2 separate regions of the Homo sapiens genome follow, and region 1 is linked to region 2. Evidence: chromatin contacts called from ENCODE Hi-C or POLR2A ChIA-PET data. All regions are on one chromosome and are shown on one strand. The core of a region is the stretch at or near the end of the contact, and the rest is flanking DNA. Distances in the headings are between cores, read along the strand shown.

What was found. A loop is a pair of places that touch in the nucleus more often than their neighbours do. ChIA-PET counts read pairs that join two places held with the same protein, here RNA polymerase II (POLR2A). Pooled maps may share reads with other maps.
Region 1: a pooled map shows a loop between it and region 2 (6-fold over the local background). The contact joins the promoter of VWA2 here to the enhancer-like site in region 2. A Hi-C loop is called at or near these places in 1 of 168 maps with a recorded cell type or tissue (Caco-2), 1 of 37 single-sample maps with no recorded cell type and 6 of 50 pooled maps. POLR2A ChIA-PET finds 5 or more read pairs at or near these places in 2 of 52 experiments (AG04449 and T-cell).

What each region holds. Positions count from the first base shown.
Region 1 is chr10:114,237,939-114,243,974 of GRCh38, reverse strand. It overlaps VWA2 (von Willebrand factor A domain containing 2), which reads right to left and starts at 4,721. Exons shown (of 14, transcript NM_001272046.2): 1 at 4,406-4,721. RefSeq lists an enhancer at 4,102-4,810.
Region 2 is chr10:114,096,864-114,102,618 of GRCh38, reverse strand. No RefSeq gene overlaps it. Among named protein-coding and RNA genes, the nearest start is that of ADRB1, 56 kb to the right of the region's middle. Within about 2 kb of position 1,324, at least 7 of the 41 ENCODE cell types and tissues checked have a DNase peak (open chromatin) inside an H3K27ac peak, as active enhancers do.

The sequences.
Region 1 (6,036 bases), core at 3,472-5,971, 140 kb before region 2:
TTCCTGGCTTCTGGAGTTCTCATCCATGGATGTAGATGCTCTCCACGCCCCTGATCTCCTCAACAGAGTGTGGCCTTCGGATCCTGGTTCCCACGCAGCACCAGCTGCACTTGGGACAGCAGGCATGTGAAGTCTGCTGCAGGATGCCACAAAAATTTCCACTGTGCACTACCCAGGAATTACATTTTCCGTGACACAGGAAGAAATAAAAGCCAAAACAAAGCTACTTTTTAAAAAAAGAAGAGCCGGATTGGGGATCGCTGAAGGCAGTTTTGCAGGATAATGTCTGCCTTCTCTACCATCGGAAATGAAATGAGTGTAGGGAAAAAGAGGAAACCATTTCTACCTCCTTACAAAATGCAATTCCAACCCCAAATAGATTAGCCGTTGGCAGCCTCCTCCAAATCAGCAGGATGGAAATCTGAGCCCTTTACCAGAACAGTACACACCTGAATGGGAAGACTAAAATCAGAGGTAAAAATATCCGGTGGGGAAGTCCTTGCTGGAACAATCATCTTCCTTGTAACCTTTGGTAAAATATTTGGCTCAGGCTCAGAGTGTCAACGGAGGTAGATGACACATTTCTAGTTTGATATGGCAGAGAGAGCATTTAAAAAGCTGCCTGGGGAAAGTCACGCTCCCCCTAAAATAATTAGTAAATTTTCAGAACCCAGTGGCCTAACAACCAAAAGTCCGCACCAAGAAATAAGCAACATGCCATTTGTGAACTCCCTGGAGGGTTAGGGAGAAAAGCTGGGAAGATGGGCATAGATCACAAGCCCTCCCATACTTTCTGCATCTGCAGACACATTTTTAGCCAGAAGAGAGTTCATGTTTGTTTTGATGGATGATATCTGAAAATGCTTTAAATTGTACACAACCCGATTTCACTGTATGGGACACTGGGATTAGCCCTGAGGTGTGGGAGAACACACACAGGACCCAAAGTCCAGAGACAGGATTCCAACCTAGCTCTGCTCCTAGCAGCTGGGTGACTGCAAGCAACAACCTCCCCTGCCTTAGTTCCTCATCTGCCAAATGGGGAGAATCTGTTTCATAAACTCCCCCAGTGTTGTAAAGATCCAGTGAGACAGGGTAGAAAAGTCTCTGCTAAATAGTAAAATGTTTTCTAAATGAATGATGTTAAAAGTTTATCATTACATTTAATATATTCATTTCATTTAACAACACCCATAATCTGTAGGGTAGATATTATCATTTACATCTTTATAGATGAAGAAATGATCTTGGAGAAGACGAGACCCAAGGCCACAGAGCGAGAAAAACCCAGCTTAGAGTCCAGCCCAGGACTTCTCAGCTATGACCAGAAGTACGCGGTACACAGATGCACTGGTACACAGAGGCACGTGGTACACAGAGACATGCGGTACACAGAGGCACCAGTACGCAGAGGCACACAGTACACAGATGCACTGGTATGCAGAGGCACTGATACACAGATTTACTGGTACACAGGGGCACTGCGGTATGCAGAGGCACTGGTACACAGAGGCACGTGGTACACAGAGGCATCGGCATGCAGATGCACCTGGTACTATGAGGCATGCGGTACACAGATGCTCTGGAAAGAGCAACCATCTGATGGCAGGATACCTGAGCATGAGCCTCCTGGGTAAATTCCTCCACTTCAGTCTCTCAATTTCCTTCTCTCTAAAACGGAGGTAACACCATCCATCCTATTTCCCTGGAAAGGTTGTCGCCAGGACCCCATGAAACCACGATGCAAAGGCTCCCGGGGCAAGGGCAAAGTTTCCTAATTTGAGACCAGGGAAATCTAGTTCAAGAGAAGAGACTCATGATCAGGAAAAGGAAGGGGAGGACCGAGGGTAGTAATCACATTCAAGGAAAGTCAGCAGCTAATGTGGTAGGTGGAAGAGGAAAATTAAGCAGTCCAGAGCTGTTTAGAAGACGAAAGGTCACACAAAGGAAGGGACTTCAAATACATTCAGCTGTCCCACTGTGCTGCCTTGGGGTTATACAGAAACATTTTGCAGGGAATGCACACACACAATCACCAACAGACTTCCAATAGCCTCCTTGATGATAGGGAGGGGGGTGGGATTTGTTTTAAAATAGCCTTATTGGATAAAATTAAAAATGAGCAATTCTATTGCAGGCCTCCCAATTAAACTAGGTTTTCATTTACTGATATATGCACTGCAAAAGTTTGAGGACCACTGTTCTAAAACAACCTCGTAGTGTTGCTGACCCTCTCATTGCTATAATTACATGAAATTTCATTTACCCAGTAAAAATTATTAAGCATCTGCCCTGTGCCCGGTACCCTTCCAGGTACTGAGGATGTGAGGACAATGCTTTGTAAGATGCACACACATCAGGGGAGTTATTAACAAAAAAGGCATTTTCACCACAAGCTTATGATGCCGTCACTGCCAAATAACTATTCTGTTTTTATGATGCTCATTAAAAAGCCAGGAGGGGAAATGTCAGTGTATATTACCGAGCGAAAGACACCAATCTGAGAAAGCTACGTACTACATGATTCCAATCATAAGACATTCTGGAAAAGGTAAAACTATTGAGACAGTAGAAAGATCAGTGATTACCATGTGTTGTAGGGAGGGTGGGATGCACAGAAGATTTTTACGGTAGTGAAACTATGCTGTTTGATACTATAATGGCAGATTTATGTCATTTTACATTTGTCCAAAGCCATAGAATGTACAACAGGAGCAAACCCCAGGGCAAACTGTGAACTTTGGGTCATAATGATGTGCCAGTGTCGGTTCATCAGTTGGAACAAATGTACCACTGCAGTGGGGGATGCTGACAATGGGGGAGTCTGTGCATAGGCGGGGACAGGAGGTATATGGGAAACCTGTACCTTCTGCTCAATTTTGCTTTGAACCTAACACTCTAAAACTGGGTCTCAGTTTCCTCATCTGTAAAAACATGGGCTTCTGACTATGATTCGGATATCCCAGGGGCTTGTGCCTATTGAAGAGAGGGGAAATACTGGCTGTAATCTCTGTACGGTAGACCAAAAACCAGATTTAATGAAAATACACTGATGGTTTTCAGCCAGAGATGATGAGGAAAGCAATCCTCTTCTCCAACCTGGGATTTGCCTGGGGACCTAGTCTGAGAAATTCTTACACTACTAGGAGATGGCTCTGGGCTGGATTTTACAAAAGAAGAGTAAGGCCTGAGGAGCTCTGAACCCCCATCAGTCACAAGAGAGGATGGCTTCAGCCTGCTGAAAGCCAGCAGCATTTACAAATTCATGCCTGTGGCTTTTGCCAACTCTAGTGGTACCTTTCTGACCTCTTCACTTCTCTGACTCTTCAATAAATCGACATTTCTTAATATAGTGTCACCTTAACAGCAAAAGAGACCTTGAATTTTTGGGACTGAATTTATAAAACACTTAGAGGTTCTGGGGTTTTACTTAAAGCAGCTTGTAATTTGAAAAATGTACACGTTCTAATTATTCCAATCTCCAAGACATCAAACACATGGCATGAGGTCCCCATTGCTAAGTCCCCTTTCAGCTTCAGCTGGAGCCCTTGATTCCACAATCACAAGCAGCAAGGTGCCCTCCTCCCTTCTCTTCTGTCTGGTGCCCCCAGCAAGTTTTCAAGGTTCAATTCTGAGACTCTCCCATTCACCGTCCCAGCAGGTGGCCAAGGGCCCAAGGCGGGAGGGAAAGGTCGGCTTAGCTAGGGAAAGTTTTGTTAGCCTTATTGGAAGGGAAGGAGACATGCAGGAAGCAGGGCTGAGCCAGGTGGGGGAAGTCACCAGAACGACAAACCCCTGGACTTCCCACTGCCCAAGCGCGAGGACTCTCGGGGCAGCCGGCCCCTCTCAGGTTCTGCTTGCAGACACTTCGCTGGGGGCACTCGTTCTGCCTGGGAAAACTGCCCCAAGTCCCCTTAACACCTGTGTATGTCCTGTAGTGGGGTGTGGGGTGGAAGCGAGCATGTCACCAAAGCCTTTATTCAAAGGGCGAGTCCCTTTCCGCGGCCGCCAGGGAAGGGGGCCCCGCTACTGTGCCAGGAGGGCAGCTTGGGTTTAATACATGCCCTCCTCCACCCCTGTACCCGGAGCCCCTACCCACTTACCTGCTGACCGCACCCCTCCCAAAACCCCGCCAGCTCGCCCGGGACGGACCGCGAGTGGCCACGAGGGAGGCGCGCGCCAGGTGCGCTCTTCCCCCGACGCCGCCGTGCCAGGAAGGCCGCGCTCAGGTGCGCGCAGACAATGCGAACAAAGCCCGCACCCTCGGCGGGGCCGCGCAGCCCGGGTGCTCTGGGTAGGGGTGGCTGGGCAGAGGGGGCCCCAGTACCGGGAGCGTGAATCGGTCATCGGCAGCCGGCACTGGCGGGTACCCGGGCGCCAGAGCCAACTCGGGGCTGGGACTCACCGGAAGGAGAGCGGCGACCAGCGCTCGGTGCCCGGGCGGCTCTACTCACAGACCCGGGCGCGGCTCGGGCCAGGGGGCGCTACGGGATCACAGGAGGGGCGCCCGGGGCGCGGCTGCCACGTGGGACACCTGTTTGTCTCTCCTGGGAGAGGGCGGCACGACCCGACCCGGCTGAGGTCGGAGGAACTACCGCCAGGGAGGTGCATAGAGCCCCTCGCGTTTTTTAAAGCGGCATCGGCCCAGGTCTGCAAATAAAAAAGTACTTCACTTCTACGCGGGTCACCCAGCCTCCGAGCGGTGCAGCCGCGAACACTGTGCCGTCAGCTGACTCCTCCACGGGCTTTATAGCTCCTTGAAAAAATGTTGACTTTGGCATCTTTTCTATTTGTCATGGCAATTGCCTTTTAATTACCTGTCCCTCCTATTGTTGCAGTTGGGTAATAAGCCGACCTTTTGGCCATCATCCTTGCTTAAGATTGGAGGGCGTTTGATTTTTAAAAAATCAAATGCCACAAAGCACAATGCTGAGCATGATGCTTTATATAAAGTAAGCTCTCAATGAACGTTGACTATGACTGCACAATCCATAATTTCCATACTTCATTTAAAAACTGCCAGAGCATGCCTGTTCATTGCAAAAAAAAAAAAAAGAAAAGAAATAACAGTAAAAAAGTTGATAAATCAATCATTTTCCAACACCCAGAGATAATCAGTTAACATTGTGGTGTATGTTCTTCCAATGTCATTCTACCTATGCAAAAATTTATATATTTTTAGTTCATTCCATACAAGCTGTACATTACTCAGGTTTTCCATTTCCTTTTTTTGAATGTCCGTTTTAAGCCACTTCATAATGTCCTAATGTACTTAACCTATCTGCTATTGTTGAATATTAAACTTTCCATTTTAATAATACAATTAGATGTCTTTGTGCTTTTGTCCAATTAATTCCTTAGAATAAACTACGAAAAGGTAAATTTCTAGGATACAGGTTTTATACAACTTAAGACTTTTGATGCCTATTATCTAATTGTCCTCAAGGAAGGTTGACCTGCTTCCTCTTTTCCATGCTCCTTCCCATTATTCTTGTAAATGTCAATCTGATAGGAAAATAATTTGCTTTACACCTTTCCTGTCTGTAGTTCTCAGTTAATTTCCAAACCTCCGACACTGACAGCTTCCAGTGAAAGTGGCCCGTGGTGACTTTAATGTTGCAAACCTCATTGAAGGAGGCTAGGAAAGGACTCATTTTTCCTGTAATTCATTTCTCCCAGTAACATTTACTGAGCACCCAAAAATAAAAACAGGGCCACACCAGAGCAGCAGACATAATGTACCACCACATCATCCCCACAGGGGACAGCAGTTAGTCTTGAGGTCTAACTGCTGGGGAGGGATGGTCTCTGCCTCTAGATCAGCATTGCCCCAGAGAAATACTGACCAAGCCACGTGTGTAATTTTAAATGTTCTAGTGGTCACATTTAATAAAAAGTGAAAAGAAACAGCAAGCTGGATTTCAGTATTAACCTAAACATCCGGAACATTATCTCAACATGTAATCAATAAAGATGTTTTATGCTGTCTTCAAAGTCCTGTTTTTTTGTTTTTTTTTTTTTTTTTTTTGTTTGAGA
Region 2 (5,755 bases), core at 75-2,574:
GCTGGCACTCCAAAATTTGGGAGGCTAGTTTGGACTATACTTGAGTGATCTTATCAAAGGATCTAATTTTTTTTTAGTTCTTTAAAAATAAGGTTCTGAATTTGAGCTGCCTCAGCTGTATCCTCTCTGGAGAGAGTTGATAATGGGATTGCTCAAGCAGTCTTGTAAACAGAGAAGTGTCCTCCTGGAAAAAGAGCTGGGCTTTCATGTCATGTCACCACAGGAAGCAGAAACCCAGCACGTTTTGCTTTATGGTTTAAGATTTTGTTACATTCAATGTAATTTGCTAACTACGACAAAACTACCCCCCCCCCCCATTGTTTATAATTATCTAACTAATCATTCTTTTTTTTTTTTTTTTTTTTGAGACGGAGTCTCGCTCTGTCGCCCAGGCTGGAGTGCAGTGGCGGGATCTCGGCTCACTGCAAGCTCCGCCTCCCGGGTTCACGCCATTCTCCTGCCTCAGCCTCCCAAGTAGCTGGGACTACAGGCGCCCGCCACTACGCCCGGCTAATTTTTTGTATTTTTAGTAGAGACGGGGTTTCACCGTTTTAGCCGGGATGGTCTCGATCTCCTGACCTCGTGATCCGCCCGCCTCGGCCTCCCAAAGTGCTGGGATTACAGGCGTGAGCCACCGCGCCCGGCCAATCATTCTTATTTCTGGAGAAAAACCAAAGGTAGCTAATGCCAAGGCCCCTGGTTTAAGAACCAAGTCCCCTCTCCCATTTCCACACGGTAGATGCTGATTCCAGATTGCAGCTGGACCTGCTGACCTGAGAGAGTGCCCGTGGTCTGGAAAGGATCCATGTGAGGGAGACAGGACAAGGACCTTACAGTCTGAGAGAACACAGTATGGCGATGACAGGGAGCAGGGATCCCGGGTGGTACGCGAGGAAGGGACTGTCCTGTGGTGGATGCTGTTCCTCTTACGTGTACCCTAAGCCACCGTCAATTCCTAGCCCTGTGTGGGTGTCGGGAGCTGCTCAGGGTCTCCCCTCTGACAGAGGTATGATGTTCTCACTGATGAGCCACTGGCCTTTGCTGTCAGCTGAGACGTTGGCAAAGCACCTCCTCCTCACCCAGCCCCTCTGCAAGTGGTGGCCATGTGGCCACATGGCTTTCTGGTAAAGGATCTATTTCTTGGCTTGGCGAAGAAGGAGGGAGAGAAGCATTTTCCTGCTTCCAGATGAAGTCAACACAATCATTTCCTTCTTCCCTCCCCACTCTGCAGGCCGGGAGCTGGGCGCTTTCTCTCTCTGGCTTCCTGGAAAGGGTTATTGGAAACGGGGCCGTACGTGAATCAAAGGATGCAGAGCGAGGAGGGAACCGAGCCTGCCACGGTCAGGGGCGGCGCGAGGCGGGGAGCCCAGGCTCTGCGGAGGGAAAAGCCGGGCGCGGAGGAGCTTCACCCTCTTTTCGGAGCCCTGTCATTTATTTGTCCCAGTGTCTGAGCAGAGCTTTGAACGGTGCCGTCGAAGTGGAAAGCGAGCTGGGAAGAGCTCCCGTTTGGAGCTTCCAGCCGCTTCGTTCCGACTGCAGCTGCCAGCCCCTGTGGCTTCCCAGCTTATCACTGGCTGCGGTTTCCCACGGCGTGAACCACGGCCCTGACCTTCTGTTTCCGTCCAGAGCCCACGCTTCACTGGCTTTTAGGATTTTCCGAGGGATCGCCTGTCTCCGTCGGCGCCCCTGTCCTCCCCGCCTCCTCCTTCTGCTCCGGGTCCCTGGCAGCTCTGGGATGCGGAGCCAGGCTTCCCTCCTCCCTGAGAACTCCGGTCCCCTCTCATGTCGTTCTCTCCCTCTGTAGGTGCGTTTCTGGCTTGATAGGGAATTTTTCTCACGGAGCCACTTCCACGTGGAGTAGGAGAATTTTTACTTTTGTGGCTGAGTACGTTTCTGGAGCTTGGATAATAATACTGGGACATATCTAGCAATGTGCAGACTTGCTTTTCACGGTGAGTGAAAAGTACGACTTTTACTATTAAGAACTCTGTTGTGCTGCGTTAAGAGCTGGAACTGAGTCCTCATTTGAGGACTGTTAGGAAGATGGACAATCACCCACCATTCCCCGGGAACCACATCCGATGCGTGCACGTTACCGTGCCTGTCTGGAGACCAGCGGACTTCAATTCGCCTTACTTCAAAGGTCACTGGGAGGGAAGGTTGGGTGCCTCACTCATGGTCTGACATATCTGAGTCACACATCTCCCAAGCCACCATGTCACAGCCCGGGTGGGGCACCAGCCTCTCCACTCAGCATGAGGATTACAGGTTTGAAGTTGGCTTTTGTTGACACAATTGGAACCATTGCCAATTGTTTATATTTTGATAAGGATCTAACAATCATCTTGAAAACCACAAAGATGGTGATCATGAAGACACAAAGGCATATTTCTAATGAATTCAAGTTCATGTATGTTATCTAAATCAATGAGTAGGAAATTGAATTCTCAAAACACTGAGGTTTTGGTCTTGGAGCTGGGCAGGGTGCGAAATCATCATCTAGGGCGGTCGTTCGGCGGAACCTGGCTCAGAACACAGAATGTGGCCATCTGGCGGTTGCACATATGGATTACGTCTCTGTCACTTTCAGCAGTTACTATTACTTTTTTCTTTAGACAGTCTTGCTCTGTCGCCCAGGCAAGATCAGGGGCGTGATCTTAACTCAACAATCTCTGCCTCCTGGGTTCAAGCAATTCTCCTGCCTCAGCCTCCCAAGTAGCTGGGATTACACACCTATGCCACCATGTCTGGCTAATTTTTGTATTTTTAGTAGAGGCAGGGTTTCGTCATGTTGGCTGGGCTGGTCTTGAACTCCTGACCTCAGGTGATCCGCCCACCTCGGCCTCCCAAAGTGCTGGGATTACAGGCGTGAACCACTGCACCCAGCCCAGCAGTTAGTATTTTAACCAAGTAGTGCCTAATCTCTGCTCCCCTGATAAACTCAGCAGCGACCCCCTGCCCTGTATCCCACGCTACTCCACTTCCAGCAGGGACAAAAGCGTTTTCCAGCCCTTTCAGCAAGGGGGAGTGCTCTGCCCAGAATAGAGCTTCACTCCTCGGCCACCCATTCCCCAGCCATCCAGCACTGAGGGACTCTTGTTCCCACTGCTTTGAGAAATGTCCCCTGAGAGGTCAGACCCAGTTTGGACACTGCAAGCCTTCCTTCCCGAGGCAGGGAGGAAAAGGTGAAATGGCCCCATAATGCAAAACATTGCTCACACCCAGGTTTCACTTCCTGGTCAGAACGCAAAGCAAAACCACCTGCTCCAACTCAGTCTCTGGAAGGGTCCCTGGGAAGCAGGGAAAGGAGAAACAGTAGAATTAAAAAGTAGGCCTCCTGGCCCAGTGCAGGGGCTCACACCTGTATTCCCTGCACTTTGGGAGGCCGACGTGGGCAGATCACTTGAGGTCAGGAGTTCAAGACCAGCCTGGCCAACGTGGTGAAACCCCATCTCTACTAAAAATACAAAAAATTAGCCAGGTGTGGTGGTGGGTGCCTGTAATCCCAACTACTCGGGAGGCTGAGGCAGGAGAATTGCTTGAACCCAGGAGGTGGAGGTTGCAGTGAGCCGAGATTGTGCCACTGTACTCCAGCCTGGGTGACAGAGCCAGACTCCCCCTCAAAAAAAAAAACAAAAACAAAAACAAAGTGGGCCTCCTGTGGGTGAGCAGAGTCCCTTCTGGCTTGGGTGGGGAGGGGAGAAGATGCGCTTTTGTTAAACCCACAGGAAATAAGTCAAGGTCAAAAAGCTGTTTGAATTGGAGTCAGATCTATCTGAAGAAGTCTAATTTGTGTCAGAATCTTTGTCATTCTCTGCCTGTTGCTCAAATAGGGCATGTGATTATTGAACAAATCACGAGAGATAAGGAGGGCTGTTTCAGCTTTCCCTGGAGGTGGGGTGAGGGTCATAAGGAGTGGGGACTGGGGACCATGTATTATTTCCCAGTGCTGCCTAGGATCGAAGAAACAGTTTGTTGTAAATATTAATTGAATCAATGTTGCCTGAAATTAAAGGAACATTATAATTCGTGCCTGTGTGTATAACCCTCAGGCAATTAAACGGTGTAGAAGTCAGTCAGTCAGAGGCCCACTATGCAATAGCAGCTGTGAGGCAGTGTTTCCCCACCTAAATAAATTGTTTTATTTGATAAAGAATTTTCAAGCTGGATGCGGTGGCTCATGCCTATAATCCCAGCACTTTGGGAGGCCAAGGTGGGAGTATTGCTTGAACCCAGGAGCTCAAGACCAGCTTGGGCAACATGGCAAGACCCTGTCTCTACAAAAAATAAATAAAATAAAATAGCCAGGCATGGTGGCACGTGCCTGTGGTCCCAGCTACACAAGAGGCTATGGTGGGAGGATCGCTTGAACCCAGGAAGTTTTGGCTGCAGTGAGCTGTGATCATGCCACTGCACTCCAGCCTGGGTGACAGAGAGAGACCCTGTCTCCAAAAACAAAAAAAAAAAAAAAAAAGGAATTTTCAAACTGGGGCATATGGACAAAAGTTCACTCTTCTTACTGGGTGTGAGACCTCAGGTGAGTTACTTAACCTCTTTGAGCCTGTATTAGTTTGCTAGGACTGCCATAACAAAAGATCACAGACCGAGTGGTTTAAACAACAGAAAGTATTTTCTTACAGTGCTGGAGGCCAGACATCGGACATCAAGGTGTCAGCAGGTTTGCTTTCTCCCGAGGCCTTTCTCCTTGGCTTGCAGATGGCCACTTTCTTGCTGTGTTCATATGGTCTTCCCTCTGTGTTTGTCTGTGTCCTAATCTTCTCTTCTTATAAGGACACCAGTCAGATTGGATGAGAGCCCACCCTCATGACCCCATTTCAACTTAATTACTTATTTAAAGGCCCCTTCTCCAAATATAGTCACATTGTGGGGTTCGGGGGGGTGGTTAGGGTTTCAGCATATGAATTTTAGGAAGACAGAATTCAGCCCATAACAGAGCGCCAGTTTCCTCACTGGTAAAACGGATAAAATTTGCCCTCCTTTCTTGTTTTGAGACTCAAATGAGGTAAAGTAAGAAAAAGGACTTTGGAGGGTGTCAGGTGCTAGACAAAGGAAAGTGGTCATCCCATAGAGGTGGGACAGACCGCTTCGGACGATGTGCCTATAGGTCTGGTGAAAAGTTGTATTCTCTGTACACACCCAAGATTTGGAGGCCAAGTTCCTTGTGAAAAGATACATTTGCAAAGAGGCTACTAAATGTCATGCCTTGTTGGGAATTTGAGCCTAGAGTGATATTGCAAATAAAACATTCATTTATTTATCCATCACCATCATCGACTGCACGCCTACTCCGTGCTGGGCCCTGTGAGGGCCCTCACCTATTGCTGAGGCCAGATGGCAAGGAGGCTGGGTGAACTCAACAGGAAATTGAGCAGAGAGTGGACTCCTGGTTTGCCTTCTCTACAGCTTTCAGGGAGCTTCACTGAAAATCTCTCTTGCAGTCAACAACTTCCCTCTGGCTTTCTCTTCCTCAGTTATAAATGGCTTCTCAGGATCCGGAAGTTCGGAAGAACTTGGATGTCATCCTGGGTCTGGAAGTGGAGCCACATGGGTCAAACTCAGGCTGGGACGAAATTCACTTCCTGTCATTCTTAGGGACTGGGTATCTGACACAGTGAGATAAGCCTGGGTTCTATGAAAGACAAGGGCCAGTTACACACACCTCTACACAACTCTCCCCCCAACACATGCACACACACATACACACACACACATGCACAGAGTCCAGAAGAGCTTG